Linked DNA regions of Homo sapiens: region 2 is linked to region 1. Evidence: chromatin loops called from intact Hi-C (ENCODE). Cell type or tissue: endothelial cell of umbilical vein. All regions are shown on one strand. Region 1 overlaps SV2C (synaptic vesicle glycoprotein 2C). Region 2 overlaps SV2C (synaptic vesicle glycoprotein 2C).

Region 1 (5,000 bases):
ATGTATATGCTATGTAAATAGTTGTTATACTATACTGTTTGGGGAATCATGACAAGAAAAAAAAGTCTGTACATATTCAGTACAAATGCAATCATCCTTTTTTAAAAAAATATTTTTGATCTGCAGTTGGTTGAGTCCACAGAGGTGGAACCCACAGGTATGCAAGTCTTGACTGTGTGTGTGTGTCTGTGTGTTTATGTGTGTGTGATTTTTTTAACAGTTTAAGACTCAATAGAAGTTGTAGCAATAGTACAACATTCCTGTTTACCCTTCACCCAGCTTCCCCCAATGATAATATCTTACATAACCTTAGTACATTGTCAAAACCAGGAAATTGACATTGGTACAATACTATTAACTCAAATACAGACTTTATTTGGATTTCACCATTTTTTTTTACATCCACTGTTGTTTCTGTTTGTGTGTGTGGAGGAATGGTATAGTTCTAGGAAGTTTTATCACATATGTAGATTTATATAACCTCACCAGTACAACCAGGGTCCAGATTGTTCCATCACCACAAAGAAACTCCTTCATGTTACTCCTTCACAGCCATACCCTGTCCTCAACCCTAACCCCTGGCAACAATTAATCTGTTCTCTATCTCTATAATTTTTTCATTTTGAGAATGTTATAGACATGGAATCATGTTGTCTGAAACCTTTTGAGATTGGCTTTTTTTTTCTTTTTTACTTAGCATAGTGCCCTTGACACCCATCGGTTGTTATGTGTATTAATCTTTTGTTCCTATTTATTGTTGACTAGTATGAGCAATATACATTGAGCTTGGATTTGTTGGTGTATTTGTTGTTAGGTTAAGACCAAAGTCAGAAAGATCAAATCAGTAGCTGAGTAGATTCAGGAACTGGAATCAAACAAGGCAAGGTTGGGGCTGGGAGAGAGGCAGCAGTACAGAGCAGAGTGGAAAGCAGGAACTGAATTGAGATTGAGAGTGAGAGAGGTGAGGCCATGCTCCAACCCAGACCAGGAGAGTGAGAACTGCAGCAGAGGCATGCCCAGAATCAACTCCAGTCAAGAATGAGGGGTTCCCAGAAGGAAAGTTGAGCAGGGGAAGTTGGAGAATAATAGCTGAGTGTTCCCTCCGCCTGTCCCTGGCTTACCCAGGCCTTAGGGGACACTGTTCTCCTGGAATTTCCTGATATTGTTTCTGCTCTGTAGTATCTTATGTTAATATTATGCCCAGAATAGAAATAAAGATACCCCGTGGTCAAAAGTTTTATGCATTTTTTCAAAGTAAAGCAAATTCCTATGCATTGACCTAACACATAATGACACAGTAGCTTCCACAACCCTGCAGTGTGGAACCTGTGATCTGGCTCAAATTCCAAAGCTTTTTCATGGTGGGGAAGAAGGAGAGAGAAGAAGAAACTGGGTTTCTTAATTCCAAGTTTATAATTAGGACCATCAAACCCCTATTTGGTAGCTAAACATCTTTGCTTAGCCAAGATCTGATTGTAAAGAGATAGAAGGAATGGAACTTGAAACAAATTCAAATAAAAGCTACCTTTGTAGAAGTCATCATTTGATATTATGGTGAGCAGTCCCACAAATATCTAGGAGCTAGGAATTAAAATAAAGCTACCTTTGTAGATGTCATCATTTGGTATTATGGTGAGCAGTCCCACAAATATCTAGGAGCTAGGGTCAAACCAGTAGATAGCAGCATCTATTAAGTGCTGCCTCAGAAAATTTTTTATTGAAGTATTTTCCCCTCCCCTTCCAGTTTCTGAATGCAGCTATGTTTGGCCCTTCCACAAAGCTGTACAGAAATGATTTGGATTACTCAGCCTAACACCAGAACCCTTCTTTAGGCATCCACAAACCTCATTCAATGTCACAGACCAAGCTTTCAACAGCAGAGATGTTTTTCCATTTGATAGAATCCTGTGTTCAGGATCAAGTTTGCCAGGGTAAAGAGTCCTTCTCTTCAGAAAGGATGCTTGGGTATGGGGTTTTATGACCCAAGAGGTCTCCTCTACACTTGACATGGGTAGAGAAGAATTACAGCACTTAAAGGAAGTCAAGCCATTCCAATTTTACTATATTGTGGTTTGCATCATGGTTGAGCCCCACTCTTAGCCAGCCCTGACACAATTACATAGTGATCCTCTTCTGCAGAGCTCAAGACGTTTTCATATTCTGTCATGCTACCGGAAAGGAGAATAGGCCAGGCTGACAATAAACAACAGTAACACTGACCTAGCAGGCACCTGATTTTAATATGTGAATCTACACCTTCAGACACTGGGAAATTCACTTTACTAATTTCTATTCCTTGTTCTATTGACAAATTAACTTTGGGACATAGTAATTTTAAGCTTTAGTTTTCTCATCTGTAAAATGAGTAGTGTGACTCAGTTTCACACGTCCCTTTTAGCTCTGTATTTTCCTTGTCTTTGTGTCTTGATAGCCTTGAACATGATTGATTAGTATGAGGGGGAAAGCCCCAACCTGCCATGACTCTTTCAGAGTTGAGTTTCTGCATTCATGTTATTTTTGTGAGCTAGCAGTGGACAGCATTAGCTTGTCTTTACAAATGGGGAAAGCCAGGATAATAATAGTGGCAAATACTTATATAGGTTTTACTGTGTGCCAGATACAGTTCTAAGCACTTTATAAGAGTTAATTCATTTTATTTTCATGAGAACTCTATGAAGAAAGGACTGTTATTATCTTGATTTTACAATTGATGAAAATGATGGTCAGAGAGGTTAGTTCATTTGTCCAAGGTCATATGGCCAATAAGTGTCAGAGGCTGGATAGGAAGCCATGCAGTCTGGCTCCACTGAGTGGCTGGTGGTGAAGAGTCTTCAGACCCAGGAACCCGAATCCAAATCTTTATCAGCTGAGTTATACTGAAGCTTTTTGTTTTTAATCCCAACCTAGAAGAGGCACTTTTTACCCTTTTTTAGTCCTAAAATGATACAGGAAAGTCAGGAGCTCAGTATGTGGGGCAGAGAAACAGCTTCTAATCTAGAGACAAAATTCATGGAATCCACATTCATGGATATAGCTTCTAATTGCTTTCTTCTTCCTTGCAATGAAATCCAGTCGTTTGTAAATCCTGGTTAGGACATCTTGGTAGAATGGTCCTTGAGTTTCCTGTATAAATGCACAAGTCTCCAATCACCCTCAGGCTTCTTGACCCTAAACACAAGCTACTGACCTCTTCTAGATAGAGTCAAGGTCCATGGCCCAGAGGTACCTACTCCTGCCCAATTGTATCTCCTCCCCAGTCCTGCATGGGGAGGGCTGAACTGTTTTTCACTGGATGGTTCCTTCTGCCAGTGCAGCCTTCACTGGCCTTCCCCGACCTCTGGGACTGAACCCTGTGTCCCTGTCTAATGCTCGCTACTTTAGCTGACTCAACTCCATGCTTGCCCAACTGCAGTAGCTGCCCCCACCCCTGCCCACCAGGATGACTCACCCTGGACCCCTCCTTACCTTGGATCCAGTCAGATAATAATATGTGGAACTCCTTTACCACCTTTAATCAGGTTGGCCAAAAACAGTAGCAGAAAATGTGCTCATAAAATTCTGAATCTCCTTTTGGAGATGATGTCGTGAAGGAGGTATGGTGATCTTTGACCAAATGCCCCAAGATGGTCGGCTCCGGGCCGCGCTGCATTTCTTATGCCGCGTTGCTCTCTCTCCGTTCATTTTGCTTTCACGATAGCCTGGAGTGAATATATCTTCCCTTCCTTGTCAGCCCTTACTTCTCTCTTAAATTATGTTCTACTGTGTTCTCACAAGATTTTCTCGTAAAATATAAAACCACCTTCCTTTTGGGAGAATATGTAGACTGTGGGGGTTTCAGTAGTTCTGACATCATGTTCCAGGGCAGTGCCAGCGACACTTTTAACCCCGAAGAGGAAATCCCTGCCCCGCTCTTGAGTTGCTCTCAAAGGCTGACCTGTAGACACTATTGCTTACTAATTCCTCCAGCGTGACATTTATCCTGGGGATCTCATTTTGTGCTAATGTAGCTGAAGTCTGAAGTCAGTACTCTAGTGGGCCTCCCCTATTTTTCCCTATTAATTAATGAACTGTTATTTAAAGTACTGCTGACTTCTCTGGGTTCCTGAGTCAGGCAGTTCTACTACTCTGGGCATGAAAGAAAAATAAAATGAAACAAGAGGATAAAATATATTTTACTGGACAAAGTAGAAGAATGAACAATTATCCCATCAAACACTTTGGAGGAAAGTTCTGAATGTGTGTTGGAAATGATTTAATGCAGGAGCCCAGGATGGTCAGCAGTTGGTGAGGTCTGGCTGGGGACTCTGTTTAGAAGCACTCCAATTTCCAGAATCACTGTGGCAATATGATGGCTGTCATTCCAATTTACTGATGTGACGAGATGGGCTCAGATCTGTATGACTAGGGCACTGTGCTTAGCATCTAGACATGATGTAATATTCACAGGAACCCTCTTAGTTGTAGGGGGCAGGGTGGTGAAAAACTGGGAATTAAGGGTATTACAAAGGCATAAGTAGGTATATTTTATCTCAGACTTGTCAGTTAGGATTTTGTTTCTAAAGCCGACAGAACTACTGGATCAAAGAAGATAGCATAAAACTGTTATGTTTCTCAGTAGCACTACGGGAATCCATCAACTGCATCAAACCTTCCCCAATTAACAAAAGCTTGGGTAAATCCTGCATCAACTGAAGACTGGCATTCATAATGCCCTTAACTGGTTCCATCACATTAAACCGATTAAGGAAGCTCACAGACACTGTTGATGCTGCTTGGAAACCAGTCCTAGCAACAATAGCACGTGGAATTTGAGGGGCTTGAGAAAGGCAGCCCTCGAGGAATTAGCTTGCTAGGTAGCCAGATCATTTGGCCAGCTGTGGAAACCATGTTAGTGGAATAGTGGTGTCAATTTGTGGAGAAAGATTGTGTCTGGTAGTAAAAAAGTGGTTTCCCCAAAGAAGGTCAGAGATGTCTTCTAGAGGGCTGGGTGGCAGCTATTA
Region 2 (5,000 bases), 53 kb before region 1:
TCTCTGGGGGGAGATAATTGCAACACAGGAGAACAGCAAGTGCAAAGGGCTGGAAGCAGGAAGTGTTTGGCCTCTCAGAGGCCAGTCTGGCTGGCGAGACCAGAGAGGAGGCAGGCGAGGCCTTGTGCGCCAAGGGGATGGGGGGGAGGACCCTGAAGGTTTTCAGTAGGGGAGTGAGGTTTCCTGCCACACCTTTGGTGAGTTTTTTCTGGCTGCTCTGTGGAGAAGGGACTCTGAGGGACAAAGGTAGAATGAGGAATGCCAAGAGGGAGGCCCTGGTAGTGTTCAGGTGACACGTGATGGTGGCTTAGACCAGGTAAAGAGTAGTGGAAGTGGTGAGAAAGTGACAAGTGTTTCCTCAACATATTTGGCCATAAACCTTCTTTTTTAGGAACACTTTAAAATTGTTTCCCATAATGAATTTTGGAAAATACTGTTGTATGTAATCAGATGTCAATCATGTATTTCTGTCAGTCACAAAAGTGCCTTTATACCTTCCTCCATGGCACTAATTTATAGTGGATAACAATGTCAGGGAGATAAGACACAAAAAAGCTAAAGAAAGAAACTTAGAATTTTAAGTTTAGCAAGTAAGGCCAAGGTGGAGTTACAGTACTGGCCCAGAGGTATGACAGTTGAAGAAGGCATTGGAATCTGTTTTTGTTTTTATTTTTGTTCGTTTTGCATCTAGCACAAGTATAAGTTTGCAAAAGCCTCTCAGTACGTGTTTGTGTTTTTAAAAAATTTCAGCCTATACCTATACGCATGGAATTCTTACTATGTCTTTTAATAAGCAAGCCCTTAATCAGTGAATACCTCTACTTGTCCACCTTTTGCCTGGCCAGCTCAGCTTCGACCTCACTCCATAATATCATAATACCATGTGCCAGCACATTGCTCTTATCACATCATAATATAATTGTCTGTTTGTCTGCTGGGTGGCCCCAGTAAACGGAAGATACGTTGCTGGCAAGGGCTGTACCTTTAGTTCTTGTATGCATAGCATCTAAGGATGGTTTACACCCTTCTGTGGAGCAGGTGCAAAATAGCTGTGTGAAGAATGAGTAAATGAATGAATGTCCAGGATTGTCTTGGCTATGAAGAATATGAGATGAGCTAAAACATGGTCCCTTCCCTTAGGCACTTGTAGTCTGATAGGGTGGATGGATGAATTCTGACTTCCCTTGTGACTGTTGCTTTGGAGGCCAGATCAGTTCTCAAACATTGGTGGAATATTCAGTAGTCCACTTGGGAGGATTTAAGCCAAGAAGTCCTTGTCCCCCAATATCTAACTTATAAACCCAACTACTGAGCTTGAAATTCCACAATTTACCCATTTTCTTGGACTAAGGAATTAAGAGAGAAATACCTCGGGGAAAGGAACTCCTTAGCCATTTATTTACATGTTGTTTGTGAATTAGTTTAGCAACTCTCTCCCAATGACAATAAAGAGAAGGTTTTATTGGAAAAGACAGGAAAGAATGCCCATTCTCAGTGGCTACCTAGATCTCTTACGCTACTCTTTCTAACGCATAGATTTGTACTTTCCTCCCCACAATCATACACACACACACACACACATATATACACATACACACCAGGCTTGTGGCAGCAGAGACCTGCCTCGAATGGCGTTTTCTCAGCACACATCTCTTATGTACCAACAGAACCCTGGGCAGAACACTGCATGCTAAGTAAATGAATGCTCCAGTTCTCATGCTTTGCAGACGGCTCTGTGGGGACTTGTGCACCACTGAAACACCTTGGTCTCAAAGCTGTGCTCCCATTTAGCTACAGAGCACCGGTGGAGATGTTCAGTAAGTCCCTGATGCCTCCCTTCTAGAGGCCACAAGCAAGGGAAACAACGAGTACAGCATCCCTCCCCATCCCCCATCACCATGGGAATAATGCCATGGGAGTGGATTTTATCATGGTGTTCAGGAAGGGCTGAATAAACAAAGGCGGCTGCTTTTTATAGCCACCACCCTAAGAACCTTGCAAAATGAAATATTTACTAAGTAAAACACAAAGTAGAAAGAGAAACTACAACATTTCTAGCCAGTAAAGGGAGAACAGTGCAAGCTCTGGGGGCTCTGTTTCCTCCTCTTGTTGACATCTATGAGAGTTTCCTGAGGTCCAGGAAAATGTGTTTTGCTGTTATCAGTGTAATAGGAATGAGGCCGACTTGATCAATCTGGCTATGCTTTTAAATTGCATTAAAACTCTGCAAGTATGTTAATCACATTGCCCTGATTCCCTCAGAAAAGACAGGCAGACAAGTAGACATTCTTCTTTGAGCTTTCTTTTGTGGGCTAAACCCCAGGGTGTGTAGCTCAGCAACAGCTGTAAACACTGGGGGTGAGCCTTTTCTGAAATAGTGTGCTGTGGCTTCATGGCTCCCAGCCTGTGCTCGCCGGCTAGGGAAAGGCATGACCAACTTAGGTTTCACAATCATCTTTCCTTTCAAAATAGGAAATTGCCAGTATTATCACTGCTGGCTGATGAATTATATTTATAAATTACATTCTTTTATTCTTTTTAAATTCAAGTAAACTAGCATTTACTGAATGGGTACCACGTACCATGATTTGCCTTTTTGATGTTATTTCATCTTAACAACAGCACTGTTATTTCCCATTTTAATGTCACAAAGCTAGTAAGTGCTAAAGGCAGTATGGGAGCCCAAGTATGTGTCTGACTCATAAACAAACTCACCGTTTATGTCTATTAAATTAGGTCATTTTAATATGTCTGGGATACCTGTTTACTCAAGGGATGTTGTAGAGTTTCTGTATAAATTTAGGAACAATCGCGCGTTGGTCCCACTGAGGTAGTATATGGATGGCGTGACTGCTTTTAGTTTTCCATCTTTGAGTCTAAGTAATTGCTTGACACCAGTATTTGGCTCTATAGCCAAGTTTTAAATATGCAAGATAGGAATATCTAATTTATAGATTGTCTTTTTCTTCTACTTTTAGTGATAGGCGTACAGGGGAAAGGGAAACTAGTCTTATTTTGTAATGGCTCTGGTGAGAGACTGAGTGAACGTGGAGGTGAAGAAGGGTAGTTGATCATAGATACGTATCAAGCACCTACCAGGTACAATGAAGAGCTGGATTTTTCTCTTTGACTGCTCTGTCTGCACTGCTGAACTTCCGCTCTGACTGTCCTCCTTCCTCAAACCTGTCTTTAATGAGATTTAATAAATGCTACCTATTTTCAAAGATGCCATGCTCATTATAAGGTGATCGTAGTCAGAATAAAAAGGATAACAAATGTGAAAGAGCAGGGATAATGAGATCTAGTAAAAGAAAAGGAGGCATTGCCAATATCTAGGTAAATAGGATTTTAAAAGAACTTCTTGTTTTTTGCTCCACTAGGGTACATTCTTCTAGATCTTGTCACCTCCCCCTACTCTAAACCCATCTTTCTTAGAAAACCCAAGGCCCTTACTGTGGCTCTCAAAAGTCCTGGGTGATATGTCCCAGCCACTTTCCTTGACCCCCTCTCCCTGGCTCTGCTCAGCCACTTGGCCTCATTGCCATTCTCTGCCTGAGCCCCTTTACTCTTGCTGTCTTCCATGTCAGGAAAGCTCTGAGCCTCTGGGGAGCAGCATGGCCTATGCCCTAGCCTTAATTGGGCTTCTCTTTAAATTTCCTCTGCTCAGTCTCCTACCTTGGCCACTCTTCCTAGAAGAGCAGCACCTCCTGCACCCTATAACCCTGCACCATCCAACAGAGTAGGTTCTAGCCATGTGTGGTCATTTGAATTTAAATTACTGTATTTTTATTGGACAGTCAGATACAGAATTTCCACCATTGTGAATGTTCTATGGGACAGAGCTGCTCTAACCCCTTACCCTGCCTTATTTTTATCTGTGGCACTCACCACTACATGGAGTTGCATTTCTTTGTTTTGCTATCTGTCTTGCCTCAAGAAAGCAAGCTTCCTACAATCAGGGACTTTGTGTGTTTTGTTCAGTCTCTGACTTTTAGCTCCCAGAAGAGTTCCTGCCACATCACAAGTGCAGAATAAATACTTCCTGAATGAGTGATTGGATCTTTTAAACCCAGGAGAGGGAAGCAGAATTGTTGAGGGAAGTCCCCCCTCTGCCTTCTGCTCTTCCCAGTCCCCACCGCCTTCCCTAAGCCTCGCCTTCTGGGAAGGAATTCAGGTCCTGGCTTTGTTTCTCTTTGAGTTTCCCTCACATAAGTTCCAGTGAAAGAGGCAGAACTGACCACATTGACTTTGAGTGGTCATTACCACATTCACAGATGGTCCCTTTCAAGTCTGGTGGTGCCTGTTTAATGCAGGGAAAACCATCTGCCAGAATGCCTTTGGCCATTGGATGGAAGAGAATGTCTCACTGTTACTTAAGAGCAGGAATTGCATACGACAGTGTTGTAGCTGATTATGCTTCATAATGCAGGTTGTTTTGATGCTCCTTGAGCATCTTCTTTCCCCCAAAGAGCTATGAGATCTTGGTAACTACTTAGGGACAGGAATCCAGGAGTATTGCACTCCTCCTGGGCTCGAATGAAGACACTCTGGGTGCGCTTGCCAGTTCTTCTTGCAAAGTTGCTCCTGTACATACTTTACCCGAGATGGGTCCAGATCTACAGAAGGATATGGAGAGGAAAAGTGAGCTAGGACTGTCAGCATGGTTCAGAGCCTTGTCTTTCTGAATTATCCTTAAGCAAGTCTGTCCCTTATTTGTAGTGTATCCACTCTGTTCCACAAATGGAATTCAGTGAGTTGCTCTCCATGAATCCTGATGTTTTACTGCAGGAGACAGCACATTTCCTGACCCAACCAATGGATCTGGCAGAAACTAGTTTGTGGCCAATTATATATCATGGTTTTGAGAAAACTATATGCAAATATAAAATGAATTTTAAAATGTTTAAATGTATATTTTCTATATATAGGTATGTATTTTGTTCATTAAATAACTGGCACTGTAAGAAGAAAACATCTAAACTTCACTGAGTTACATAAAC

What was found. Peaks named below come from ENCODE experiments on the same cell type or tissue, not always from the same donor. Only the 100,000 strongest peaks of a DNase experiment are listed, where the experiment ranks them.
Region 2: it touches region 1 in a loop (4-fold over the local background); 1 of 110 quality-filtered maps calls a loop at or near these places.

The regions. Positions count from the first base shown.
Region 1 is chr5:76,164,944-76,169,943 of GRCh38, forward strand. The region is part of intron 2 of SV2C (synaptic vesicle glycoprotein 2C); the gene reads left to right. Among named protein-coding and RNA genes, the nearest start is that of SV2C-AS1, 84 kb to the left of the region's middle. In endothelial cell of umbilical vein, no CTCF peak of the experiment used is centred here; no DNase peak of the experiment used is centred here; H3K27me3 peaks cover 140 bases.
Region 2 is chr5:76,112,360-76,117,359 of GRCh38, forward strand. The region is part of intron 1 of SV2C (synaptic vesicle glycoprotein 2C); the gene reads left to right. Among named protein-coding and RNA genes, the nearest start is that of SV2C-AS1, 31 kb to the left of the region's middle. In endothelial cell of umbilical vein, no CTCF peak of the experiment used is centred here; a DNase peak (open chromatin) is centred at 1,932.